Linked DNA regions of Homo sapiens: region 1 is linked to region 2. The links are chromatin contacts, found by POLR2A ChIA-PET in ENCODE. All regions are on one chromosome and are shown on one strand. The core of a region is the stretch at or near the end of the contact, and the rest is flanking DNA. Distances in the headings are between cores, read along the strand shown.

Region 1 (6,664 bases), core at 777-3,276, 360 kb before region 2:
AAAAATTACCCGGGCGTGGTGGTGGGAGCCTGTAATCCCAGCTACTCAGGAGGCTGAGGCAGGAGAATCACTTGAACCAAGGAGGCGGAGGTTGCAGTGAGCTGAGATCACACCATTGCACTCCAGCCTGGGCTACAGAGCAAGACTCCATCTCAAAAAGAAAAAAAAAAAAAAAACAGCAACCTTACCATGTTACAGGGTTTCTTTGACTACATACAGCCATCTGAGGGATGGAGAATGCAACTTTTACTTGCTCGATGGGGTTTCCAACATCTGTTGGAAGAAACATGGCTTCTGAAAGGTGCCTTCTTAAAAATAAAAAAGAAAAAAAAAAACTACAGGTCCAAGTTTTGTTTTTAATAAAAATATTCCTCCCACTCTTAAGGTGTGTGCTTTCTTTTTTGACCTATTTTTCCTTAAATTTGTCTGTAGTTTCCCTGTATCTCTATATTTTTCCTAGTGCAGTAAACAATGCAATCAAAGAAATAAAAACCAGGGTCCACTCTTGCCCCAAACACTGAAGAGGGTCAAAGAGAAGAAATCGCAGCACGGAAAATGGCCCAGCTCTAAATATACAAACAACATTAAAAACAAAACAAAACAAAATAACCCCCCCCCCCAAAGCATTATTATTGACATTCCTGGTACATTTCCTATAATATAATGTTGCAGACAATGCTTCTTTCCCAGGGAGTCCAGCTCACTCAAGAGACATCTAGTTGGTGCCTCAGGAAAGCCTGGGGGTGTTGAGTCCTCTCTGCCAAGCCTAAAGCTTTTTATGATCTCAGTATCTCACAGAAACATCTGTGGTATAAATGAATCTAAAAGGGGACGAAGGCAGGCAGGCACCTGTCACTGTTCTCCAAATCAGCCAAAAAGCTGAAGAGCGTGGGTTCTAGGAGACAGATGCCATTAAGAGTTGAGGGATGGAGGGCAGAACAAGAGGAAGCACCAAATGAGTGGCTGCTTTGGGTTCCAAAGCCAAAAAAATGGCCCCACCAAAAAAGGCAGCTGGTTTCATTGAGGAACTCCCTGCTCTTGGAGCCATGCAATGAAAATGATGGCCTTGGAGCCCCATCCCTGTGACAGCCACAGTCTAAGAACCAGAGCCATTTACATCACATTGCACAGTTTCAAATGAATGGACTGGTCCTAGCTTAGGAGGGTGAGTGCTTTGACAAAGTGTGGAACAAGGTAAGCTATTACCTTGAACCCCAAAGCACAGCTGCAGCATCCTTGGCTTTCCATTTCTTTCTTTTTTTTTGAGACGGAGTTTCACTCCTCGCCCAGGCTAGAGTGCAATGGCATGATCTCAGCTCACTGCAACCTCCGCCTCCCAGGTTCAAGCAATTCTCCTGCCTCAGCCTCCCAAGTAGCTGGGATTACAGGCGCGTGCCACCATGCCCAGCTAATTTTTTTTTTTTGTATTTTCAGTAGAGACGGGGTTTCACCATGTTGGCCAGGCTGGCCTCAAACTCCTGACCTCAGGTGATTCACCCACCTCGGCCTCCCAAAGTGCTGGGATTACAGGCATGAGCCACCGCACCCGGCCTTGGCTTTCCATTTCTGCAAAACCACAGGCCACTGCTGCCACTTGCTCTGTGGAGATGTACCTTCCACTTATTACCACCTTCTTCTCAAAATGGCACTCACGGTACTAACTTTTGGAGATCTCCAGAGGCGTCAGTTGCACCTCTGGAAGTAAGATGATTTCCCTGCCCCATACTTGCCAAAGCACTTTTTTTTTTTTTTTTTTTTGAGATGGAGTCTCGCTCTTGTTGCCCAGGCTGGAGTGCAGTGGTGCGATCTTGGCTCACTGCAACCTCTGCCTTCCCAGGTTCAAGCGATTCTCCTGCCTTGGCCTCCTGAATAGCTGGGATTACAGGCTCCCGCCACCACACCCGGCTAATTTTTTTTTCGTATTTTTAGTAGATACGGGGTTTCACCATGTTGGCCAGGCTGGTCTCAAACTCCTGACCTCGTGATCCACCCGCCTCGGCCTCCCAAAGTGCTGGGATTGCAGGCGTGAGCCACCACGCCCGGCTAGCACTTCCCTTTTTAAGCTAGTGCTGGCATGCCACCTTCCCCTCAAAGCAGAGTCAACTTCCTTTTGTTTGAGAGTTTTGTACTGGCCTCTGTAGGCCCTTTTCAGGATACAAAATAAAGTGCCCTTCAGCATCCACATGCGAGTGGGTTGCCTTCCAGTGTCAGATCTGTGTTCCAGAGTTTGGTCAATGCATCTTTACAAGAATAAAACCACATGCCTACACACACAGACGAGCCTGGAAATGGCTTTCTGGACAGGGTTACTTGTTATCTTGACACTTCCCCTAAAAGAAATTACTTTCTTGGTGTAAGATGATTAGGACATTGAATGACCTACTCTCAACTTCTGGAAGGGCAGCTTGTTTTGTCCATTTTTCAATGAGGGAGTGGGAAGAACCCAACATTTTCAGTTACAACAATAAGATTTTGTTTTTTTTTTTTTAAAAAAGGGTCCTATGTGGAAATGAGTGGGACAATGATAAAAATAAACAAATAATTAAAATTCCAAATCAAAACATAACTCCTGGCCCTGAGATCCCCAGTTAATCCTCTAAGACCACAATCTCCACATTGTGAACTTGATGCTGGTGTTCTTCCATCTCAGCCACAACTTTCTCCTCAGTCCTCAGCTCTGTCTCCAAGATGACTGCTTTGCCCTCAGTATCTTCAGCTTCTGGGTCCGGGGCTGGATCAATCTCAATGATGGTCTGCCCATCCTCTGAGGTGCTTTCAACAGCCTGAATTGCCGAGGTTAGGCCGGACTCCATGGCCACCAATTCCACAGGGCTAACCATGGTGGTCATGTTGCCCAGTGTACTCCCATCCTGCATGGCAGTAGAGCTCAGCAGCGCCAAGCTAGATGAAGGGTGGATGGTCACTGTGTCTGGTGAGCTGCTCTTGGCAGAGGAGACCACTGTGGCATAGCGGAAGAGCTGAGGGCCAGAAGGCAGTGTGTGGACAGTCACAGGACTGGAGCCCTGGCTGAGGGTGGCCACTGGAATATTGCCCATGGAAAATGACTGACCCACTGGGGTGATGGTGATGGGTGAGATGACTGTGAACTGAGGCTGCTGGACAGGAGGAGAAGGGCTCAAGACAGTGGTGGAGGCTGGCCGCTGGAGCCGGGGCCTTTTTGGAGGCTTAGGAGTGCTCACAGGCATCAGTACCACATTTTGAACTGTCTGAGATTTCAGCCTGTGATCCTGGCCTTGCTTCTTCTGCTCCTCCAACTGGCGTTCCAAGTCTATGGAAAAAAAGAAAAGACTTTGTGTAGAGGGAAGTAAAATCTTGGGAGCATTAAACTGAGAGTCAGGAGACCTGGTGTCTCTGTCTGGTTTTGTTACTAAGTAGCTTCAGGCAAGTTGTGACATTGTTTTCTTTCTTGTGCTTATTTGGGGGGCAGAGTCTTGTTATGTTGCCTAGGCTGGAGGGTAGTGGCTATTCACAGGTGCTATCATTGCGCACTATAGCCTCGAACTTCTGGCCTCAAGCGATCCACCCACCTCACCTTCCCAAAGTGTTGGGATTACAGGCATAAGCCAGTGCACCCAGCTGGCACAGTCCCTTGGAACTCTCATGCACCTACAAAGGAGCTACAATGGCCACTCCAAAAAACAGTGATTTTCAAACTATCCTTCAAGGCAAGAATGCCTTGCTGCATTGGCTGGAAAACTCCTTTGCTGGTGACTCAAACAGCCACAGTTTACAATTGTTGCCTAGGAAGGTCTACAGAAAGTTATAGAAGAAGTCCCTAAAAATTACAGAACTAAAAGAGGTCTTAAGAGCTCAAACAAATTCATTTTGACAGGGATCCAGAGAGGGAAAATGACTAATTTAAGGTTATGAAGATTGGGCCAGGACAATGGTCAACTTGGTTGCTTTTGCATTATAGTACGCCTATCACTATCCCTCTCCCAAGTGACCAGTCCAACCCTAGGTGACCACTGGTAAGTTGGCTTCTACAATGGAACCTATTACTTAGTACCTGATAAGCACCCAAGAAAGAATCAATTACACTTGTAGAGCACTTTGCTCCCTATGTGTGATATTGTGATATAATAAGAAATACATATTTAGTCTCTGCCCCTGGATCCTGGCACACAGCTCCTAAAACACATGGATCTCCAGAGCGGTAAATGTCTTTTTTTTTTTTTTTTTTGAGATGGAGTCTCGCTCTGTCGCCCAGGCTGGAGTGCAGTGGTGCGATCTCGGCTCACTGCAAGCTCTGCCTCCTGGGTTCACACCATTCTCCTGCCTCAGCCTCCTGAGTAGCTGGGACTACAGGCGCCCGCCACCGCGCCTGGCTAATGTTTTTTTTTTTGTATTTTAGTAGAGACAGGGTTTCACCATGTTAGCCAGGATGGTCTCGATCTCCTGACCTCGTGATCTGCCCGCCTAGGCCTCCCAAATTGCTGGGATTACAGGCGTGAGCCACCATGCCCGGCCCAGCGTGGTAAATGTCTTTATATCTCTTTTTTTTTGAGACAGAGTCTCGCTCTATCGCCAGGCTGGAGTGTGATGGCGCGATCTTGGCTCACTGCAACCTCCGCCTCCCAGGTTCAAGCAATTCTCCTGGTTCAAGTGATTCTCCTGCCTCAGCCTCCCGAGTAGATGGGACTACAGGCATGCAACACCACACCCAGCTAATATTTGTATTTTTAGTAGAGATGAGGTTTCACCATATTGGCCAGGATGATTTCAATCTCTTGACCTCATGATCCGCCCACCTCGGCCTCCCAAAGTGCTGGGATTACAGGCATGAGCCACTGCGCCCGGCATAAATGTCTTTATATCTTAATGAGATGACTGGTATCTTGGAATCCTTAGATAGATTCAAGATGGGGGCTGGTCACCAGAAAGATCCAGGCATGATTAAAGACTAGGACTTTCAGCCCTCCCCCCGAACCTCCAAGGAGTGGAGAGAGGCTGTAGGTTGATTACCAATGGCCAATGAAGTAATCAACCATACCTATGTAATGAAGCCTCCATAAAACCTCAAAAGTACAGGGTTCAGAGAGCTTCAGATTGTTGGAGGTTCCTGAGAGTGGCGTGACTACAGAGTGCATGGAAGTCCCACTCTCCTTCCCACCTTGTCCCATGCATCTCTTCCATCTGGTTATTCATCTGTATCCTCTGTAATAACCTTTATAATAAACCCAATAAACATTGAGTAACTGCTTCTCTGAGTTCTGTGAGCCACCTTAGCAAATTAATCAAACGCAAGAAGGTGATTGTGGGAACCCCAATTTATAGCCAGTTGGTCAGAAGCACAGGTCATTTGCAGTTTGCCTTCAACAATTAATCAAAAAAAAGAAAAAAAAAGCACAGGTCACAACCTGGGGCTGAATGGGAGGCAGTCTTTTGGGACTGAGCCTCACCTGTGTGATCTGATGCTATCTCCAGGGGGATAGTATCAGAATTGAACTGAATTATATAATACCCAGTCAGTGTCCACTGGAGAGTTGATTGCTCGGTATATGCAGAAAAACCCCTACACATCTGATTACAGAAGTGTTCTGTGCTATACTGAGTACTGAGTAGCAACTTGAAAAATACTAATAGGGCTGAGCACAATGGCTCACACTAATAATCCCAGCACTTTGGGAGGCTGAGGTGGGTGGATAACTTGAGTCCAGGAGTTTGAGACCAGCCTGGGCAATGTGGTAAAACCCCATCTCTACCAAAAATACAAAACAGCTGGGCACGGTGGTACATGCCTGTAGTCCCAGCTATTCAGGAGGCTGAGGTGGGAGGGTCACCCTGAGCTCGGGGAAGGTCAAAGTTGCAGTGAGCCGTGATTGTGCCACTGCACTCCAGCCTCAGTGACAGAGTGAGACCCTGTCTCAAAAACAAATAAACAAACAAAAAGAAAAATATGTCATGGTGAAAAAAAGCAGAAAACAAAACTTTATGTATACAATGATTAAAAATATCTGAAGAAATAATACACACAAGGGACCAAAAGCCTGTATTTCTAACAAAAACCAGTTTTCTGACGGTTTAAAGGTTTTTTTTTCTTTTTTTTTTTTTGAGACAGAGTCTCGTTCTTGTCCCTCAGGATGGAGTACAATGGCACTATTTTGGTTCACTGAAACCTCCGCCTCCCGGGTTCACGCCCTTCTCCTGCCTCAGCCTCCCGAGTAGCTGGGGCTACAGGCACGCGCCACCACATCCAGGTAATTTTTGTATTTTTAGTAGAGACAGGGTTTCACCATGTTGGCCAGGATTGTCTCAATCTCTTGACCTCGTGATCTGTCTGCCTCAGTCTCCCAAAGTGCTGGGATTACACAAAATTTCTGATTACCACAAATAATGGAGAAAGTGCTAAATTTATATCTATCAAAAGATGCAGTATCAATAATGTAAAAAAGACAAAGACCAATTTGTGTCTTCTGCCACCAATGTTATTGAATTAATGGAGCAATCTAAGAGACATCTTAATCCTCCACAAGACACAGAAGGGGGACTATGATGGCAGCTTCCTTTTTTTTTCCTTTGTGCCTCTTTTGTTTCTCATCAATCCACCTCATCTGCGGCTTTTTTTTTTATTTTTAAAAGCAAAATCTGATACTATTTAAAAAAAAAAAAGTTACCCCAACAAAAGTCAACAAGAAAATGG
Region 2 (7,199 bases), core at 747-3,246:
GGTCAGGGGTCAATAATAGCTGAGAAGGCAGAGAAGCACAAGGATAGTATGGAATCTAGAAACTGGGGGCACGCAGGACAGCATTTCAGGTGTGGTCTGGCAAAAGGCAGACTTTACGGCAACCAAGTTAAGTGGGACACCAGGATGAATATCTTATGTTCATTTAAATAGTGGAAAAATGAGAAGAACAGACATTTCGTCAAGGGCATATCACAAGTGAGATACGGAGCTAGATTCACAATACCTATCTTAATTTGTTGCTCTTCCCATTAGTTTTCTCAAGGCAAGTAAACTCAGTACAATACTCTGTTGTTAATACTACTAACAAATCTCATTTATTAAGAGTTTGCTAAATGTTGGGCTCTGTATTTATGTGCATTATTATCTTGTTTTTTTCACAGAGTTAACGAGAACAGTCCACCCAAAATATTATGAACCAAGAGACTATTAGACATTGGAGACAGGAATAAATGAAACAGACACTATCCCTCTCCTTTGGGAATTCACAGTTCAGAAAGGAAGGGAATAGTTTAAGAAGTAATTATAGGCCGGGCACAGTGGCTCATGTCTGTAATCCCAGCACTTTGGGAAGCAGAGGCAGGTGGATCACCTGAGGTCAGGAGATCGAGACCAGCCTGGCCAACACGGTGAAAACCCGTTTCTAATAAAAATACAAAAAAACTTAGCCGGGTGTGGTGGCAGGTGCCTGTAATACCAGCTACTTGGGAGGCTGAGGCCGGAGAATTGCTTGAACCCAGGAGGCAGAGGTTGCAGTGAGCTGGGATCTCGCCATTGCACTCCAGCCTGAGCAACAGAGCAAGACTATTTCCACACACAAAAAAAAAAAAAAAAAAAAAAGAAAGTAATTATAAAGAGTAATTGACAGGTGCTACAGGGAGAGTATAACAGTGAACCCAACCTACCATGGGCGGCAGGGAAGGCATTCTGGAAGAAGTGACAGTCAAGCTGAAAAATCGGGGGAATTAACAAGGTGAAACATGGAGGCCAGGCAGGGTAGCTCAAGCCTGTAATCCCAGTACTTTGGGAGGCCGAGGCCGGTGGATCACTTGAGGTCAGGAGTTCGAGACCAGACTGGCCAACATGGTGAAACCCTGACTCTACTAAAAATACAAAAATTAGCTGGGCAGTAGTGGCACGTGACTGTAATCCCAGCTACTTGGGAGGCTGAGGCAGGAAAATCCCCTTGAGCCTGGGAGGCGGAGGTTGCCATGAGCTGAGATCACACCACTGCACTCCAGTCTGGGTGACAGAGTGAGACCCTGTCTCAAAAAAAAAAAAGAAAAAAAGAAAAAAAGATAATTTCAAAAAATAAATAAAAATACAAAAATTAGCTGGGCATGGTGACACATGCCTATAATCCTAGCTACTTGGGAGGCTGAGGCAGGAGAATAGCTTGAGCCTGGGAGGCGATGGTTGCATTGAGCCAAGATCAAGTCACTTCACTCCAGCCTGGGCGACAGAGCGAGACCCTGTCTCTCTGTCTCTCTCTCTCTCTCTCACACACACACACACACACACACACACACAAAATCCAAACATGGGGTTTCACCCTTCATGAAACGAGTGTTTCAGGCAAAGAGAACAGCAGTTGGAAGGCACTATTCTCACAATAACTTCATTAAATAGATTCTATTATTATTCCCTTCTCACAGATAAGAAAACTGAAACTCAGAGATTAAGTAACTGACCCACTAGGTGATATTGAAGCCAGGATGTAAGCCTCTATCTACCTAGACTAGAGCTCATTCTTTTAGTTGCTAAACCAGATATTTCTATTAGTTTGCCCTTTCTTTCTAAGGATCATGTGAGTGGAATGGGATTATTAATTGAGATGTCTGCAATGCAGGAAGTTGAAATCGTGGCTTACAAACTATGCAAGCATGTCTGTGTCATTGTTGTCTGTAAATTTTGCAATGACAGCTATTTAGTGACACAGCTCTTGTGCTAATGTCTGAATGGATATTCATTTCAATTTAATATGATTCAACAGCTATGTACTGAGTGCCTACTACGTGCCAGGCATGATGCCAGGCATGGTGCCAGGCCTTGTCAGTTACCAAGATGATGAGACAAGTTCCTAGGTACTAGGCTAAAGATCGTGTTAATCACTAACAATTTTTAAAAAATAAATAACAAAGCCATAACCCTAGCAGTTGGAAACTGTAGGTAACTTATTGCAATAGCTATAGGTTTGAGCATCAACCATGTGCCAAGCACTGCATGAAGTACCTTAATGAAAATTTAAATGGTCATGATCGGCCGGGCATGATGGCTCAAGCCTGTAATTCCAGCACTTTGGGAGGCTGAGGCAGGCAGATCACCTGGGGTCAGGAGTTTTGAGACCAGCCTGGCCAACATGGTGAAAGCCTGTCTCCACTAAAAATACGGAAAAAAAAATAAAAAAGCTGGGCGTGGTGGCATGTGCCTGTAGTCCTAGCTGCTCAGGAGGCTGAGGCAGGAGAATTGCTTGAGCCTAGGAGGCGGAGGTTGCAGTGAGCTGAGATTGCACCACTATACCCCAGCCTGGGCAACAGAGAGTCTCCCATCTAAAAAAAAAAAGATCATGATCATAGCTAAAAATTAAAAGTGCTTACTCTGAGCTCTGTGTTAAGCAGTTTACATTATTATCTCCTTTAACTCTCATGTTCATTCCAAAAGGCTGATATCATAGTTTAATTATATTATTATTTCTCATTTTACAGGTAAGGAAATGAGCTTTGGAGATTTCATCTACTTTTTTCTTTTTTTTTCTGAGATGGAGTCTTGCTCCATAGCCCAGAGCTGGAGTGCAATGGCGCAATCTTGGCTCACTGCAACCTCCACCTCCCGGGTTCAAGCAATTCTCCTGCCTCAGCCTCCTGAGTAGCTGGGATTACAGGCATGCGCCATCATGCCCGGCTGATTTTGTATTTTAAGTAGAGACAGAGTTTCACCATGTTGGCCAGGCTGGTCTTGAACTCCTGACCTCTGGTGATCCGCCCGCCTCGGCCTCCCAAAGTGCTGGGATGACAGGCGTGAGCTACCACGCCCAGCCACTTCATCTGCTTTTACCTGGGCCAAATGGCCATTCTTCTGTTCAAATCTGTTTAAAAGCATGGACTGTGCCACACACCCAGTATCCATCCAAAAACAAGGACTGCACCCTAAATTCCAAATACCAGAGACTGAAATTTTCAGCCTTGCTAAGGGAACACCTCGGTCTTTGAACCTTTATTGTGTTTTGTACAGGGCATTCTCTGTACTAGTTTGTTGTGATTATAAAACACTTAGCAAAATTTAAAAAAGGAAGAAAGAAACTTGTAGGAAATTGAGACAATGCAGAGAGAAAGCTTTTTCTTAATTTATTTTAATTAAATATTTATTTATGGCCGGGCGCAGTGGCTCACGCCTGTAATCCCAGCACTTTGGGAGGCTGAGGGAGGCTAATCACTTGAGGTCAGGAGTTCAAGACTAGCCTTGTCAACATGGTGAAACCCCGTCTCCACTAAAAAATACAAAAATTAGCCGGGCATGGTGGTGGTCACCTGTAATCCCAGCTACTCGGGAGGCTGAGGCAGGAGAATCGCTTGAACCCAGGAGGCAGAGGTTTCAGTGAGCCAAAATCGCACTACTGCACTCCAGCCTGGCAACAGAGACTGTCTAAAAAAAAAAGTTGAGGAGATATCATAAAATAATTTAAAATATTTTCCACAAATTTCCAGATTGAAAGGGCCCACTGTGTGCCTAGCACAATGAATGAGAATAAACCTATATCATGACTCACCACTGACATGTCAGGACCTGCAGACAAAGACAAGATTCTATCAGTTTCCAAACAGAAAAGATACAAGTCCCACATAGCAGATCAGAGATCAGAATGGCTTTAGACCTCTCAATGGCAACACTTGAAGTAAAAGAAGGGAGGAATGCCTTCAAAATTCCGAAAGGTGATGATTTCCAACCTAGGATTCTGTACCTTGTTAAAACATTAACATCAGCCGGGCACGGTGGCTCACGCCTGTAATCCCAGCACTTTGGGAGGCCAAGGCGGGCGGATCACAAGGTCAGGAGATTGAGACCATCCTGGCTAACACGGTGAAACCCCGTCTCTACTAAAAATACAAAAAATTAGCCGGGCGTCGTGGCCGGCGCCTGTAGTCCCAGCTACTCAGGAGGCTGAGGCAGGAGAATGGCGTCAACCTGGGAGGCGGAGCTTGCAGTGAGCCGAGATGGCGCCACTGCACTCCAGCCTGGGCTAGAGTGCGAGACTCAAAAAAAAAAAAAAAAAAAAAAAAAAAAAATTAACACCATCGTTCAAACATGTGGGTAAAGACATAATCAGATATACAAGATCTAAACATTTTTACCTCTGATGCATCATTTCACAAGAAACTACTGGCAGATATGGTCTACCAAAACCGGAGGGCAAACAAAGATACAGTTCAGGTAACTTTAGATAAAATTCTGGAAACAGGAAATGGGAAAGTCAATACAGGAGAAAAGCAAAAGGAATCCTCAAGAGGAGGGAGGGGCTGGGTGTAGTGACTCATGCCTGTAATCCCAGCACTTTGGGAGGCGGAGGTGGGTGGATCACGAGGTCAGGAGCTCGAGACCATCCTAGCTAACAAGGTGTAACCCCATCTCTACTAAAAATACAAAAAATTAGCTGGGCATGGTGGCATGTGCCTGTAGTCCCACCTACTTGGGAGGCTGAGGCAGGAGAATCGCTTGAACCCGGGAGGTGGATGTTGCAGTGAGCTGAGATCATGCCACTGCACTCCAACCTGGGTGACAGAGCGAGACTCTGTCTCAAACAAACTAAAAAGGCCGGGCGCGGTGGCTCACGCCTGTAATCCCAGCACTTTAGGAGGCGGAGGCGGGTGGATCATGAGGTCAGGAGTTCGAGACCAGTCTGGCCAAGATGGTGAAACCCCGTCTCTACTAAAAATACAAAAATTAGCCAGGTGCTGTGGTGGCCGCCTGTAATCTGAGCTACTCGGGCAGGAAAATCGCTTGAACCCAGGAGGTGGAGGTTGCAGTGAGCCAAGAGTGCGCCACTGCACTCTAGTCTGGGCAACAGAGCAAGACTTCCATCTCAAAAAAAAAAAGGTAGTAATACTACAACTTCTGGTCTAGCGCAACCGTTGCCATCCACTCGCCACACCAATATCCTCCCCGCAGGAGGCCACTAGGATAATCTAGGGTCTCCAAAAGAAGATGGGCTTCCTGGTATTGAGAGGAGGAAAATGTTATACTTTAAAAAGGAAGCAAAGACATCACAAGCAAATGTAACATGTTGACCTTGAGTGGATCCTGACTCAAACAAACCATAAAAAGACATTTTTAGGCCAACAGTGGTGGCTCACGCCTGTAATCCCAGCACTGTGGGAGGCTGAGGCAGGCGGATAACCTGAGGTTGGGAGTTCAAGACCAGCCTGACCAACATCGAGAAACCCCATCTCTACTAAAGATACAAAACATTAGCTGGGGATGGTGGCACATGCCTGTAATCCCAGCTACTACTACTTGGGAGGCTGAGGCAGGAGAATCGCTTGAACCCGGGAGGCAGAGATTGTGGTGAGCCGAAATCTTCCCATTGTACTCCAGCCTGGGCAATAAGAGCTAAACTCTGTCTCGAAAAAAAAAATACATTTTTGAGGCAATTATGGAACTGCGAATAATAATTGGGTATCATGTGATATTAGGAAACTGTTGGCCAGATGAGGTGGCTCATGCTTGTAATCCCAGAATTTGGGGAGGCTGAGGAGGGAGGATCGCTGGAGCCCAGGAGTTCGAAACCAGCTTGGTCAACAAAGCCAGACCCTGTCTCTACAGAAAAATTTAAATACTAGTTGGCATGGTGGCATGCACCTGTAGTTCCAACTACTCGAGAGGCTGAAGTGGAAGGATTGCTTGGGCCCAGTTTCCTAATATCACATGATACCCAATTATTATTCACAGTTCCATAATTGCCTCAAAAATGTATTTTTTTTTTCGAGACAGAGTTTAGCTCTTATTGCTCAGGCTGGAGTACAATGGGAAGATCTCGGCTCACCGCAACCTCTGCCTCCCGGGTTCAAGCGATTCTCCTGCCTCAGCCTCCCAAGTAGTAGTAGCTGGGATTACAGGCATGTGCCACCATCCCCAGCTAATTTTTTGTATCTTTAGTAGAGATGGGGTTTCTCAATGTTGGTCAGGCTGGTCTTGAACTCCCAGCCTCAGGAGGTAGAGGCTACAGTAAGCCATGATCACACCACTGCACTCCAGCCTGGGCCAGAGAGTAGGACCCTGTCTCAACCCTCTTCCGCAAAAACATACAAAGAAACAAAACTCATAGCCGGGCGCGGTGGCTCACACCTGTAATCCCAGCACTTTGGGAGGCCGAGGTGGGCAGATCACCTGAGGTCAGGAGTTCGAGACCAGCCTCAACATGGAGAAACCCCATCTCTACTAAAAATACAAAAAATTAGCTGGGCGTGGTGGTGCATGCCTGTAATCCCAGCTACTCGGGAGGCTGAGGCAGGAAAATTGTTTGAACCTGGGAGGCGGAGGTTGCGGGGAGCCGAGATCGTGCCATTGCACTCCAGCCTGGGCAACAAGAGCAAAACTCTGTCTCAAAAAAAAAAAAAGAAACAAAACTTATAAAAAAGCGATATGAACAAAAATTAAATTATGCATAATCCCACTACCTATTAACCATTTTTGTATCTCTTTCTAGTAGACACATGTGTCACTATGTTGCCCAGGCTGGTTTTGAACTCCTTGGGCTCAAGTGATCCTCTTGCCTCAGCCTCCCAAGTAGCTGGGATTATATGCATGATACATTAAGTTTTTCTACAATAACACTTTAAATAGTTGCATGGTTTTCGCTATGTAAATTGTTTCCTATCATTACTGTAGGATATATTGATTCCTTCTAAATTTTTTTATTATTGTTTTATTTTTGAGACAGGGTCTCACTGTTGTCCAGGCTGGAGTGCAGTGGCATGATCTCGGCTCACTGCAACCTCTTCCTAGGCTCAAGAGATCCTCCTACCTCAGCCTCCCAAGTAGCTGGGACTACAGGCACATACCACCATGCCTGGCTATTTTTTGTAATTTTTGGGTAGAGACAGGGTTTTGCTATGTTGCCCAGGCTGGTCTCAAACTCCTGGGCTCAAGCAATCCACTCACCTCAGCCTTTCAAAATGCTGGGATTA

The links. ChIA-PET counts read pairs that join two places held with the same protein, here RNA polymerase II (POLR2A).
Region 1: POLR2A ChIA-PET joins it to region 2 with 13 read pairs in activated CD8-positive, alpha-beta memory T cell. The contact joins two enhancer-like sites. POLR2A ChIA-PET finds 5 or more read pairs at or near these places in 3 of 52 experiments (AG04449, H1 and activated CD8-positive, alpha-beta memory T cell).

Annotation. Positions count from the first base shown.
Region 1 is chr1:28,710,698-28,717,361 of GRCh38, reverse strand. GMEB1 (glucocorticoid modulatory element binding protein 1) reads right to left here. Exons shown (of 10, transcript NM_001319674.2): 10 at 1-3,289. The coding sequence ends at 2,589. Among named protein-coding and RNA genes, the nearest start is that of YTHDF2, 23 kb to the left of the region's middle. Within about 2 kb of position 2,026, at least 2 of the 41 ENCODE cell types and tissues checked have a DNase peak (open chromatin) inside an H3K27ac peak, as active enhancers do.
Region 2 is chr1:28,349,073-28,356,271 of GRCh38, reverse strand. No RefSeq gene overlaps it. Among named protein-coding and RNA genes, the nearest start is that of PHACTR4, 17 kb to the left of the region's middle. Within about 2 kb of position 1,996, at least 3 of the 41 ENCODE cell types and tissues checked have a DNase peak (open chromatin) inside an H3K27ac peak, as active enhancers do.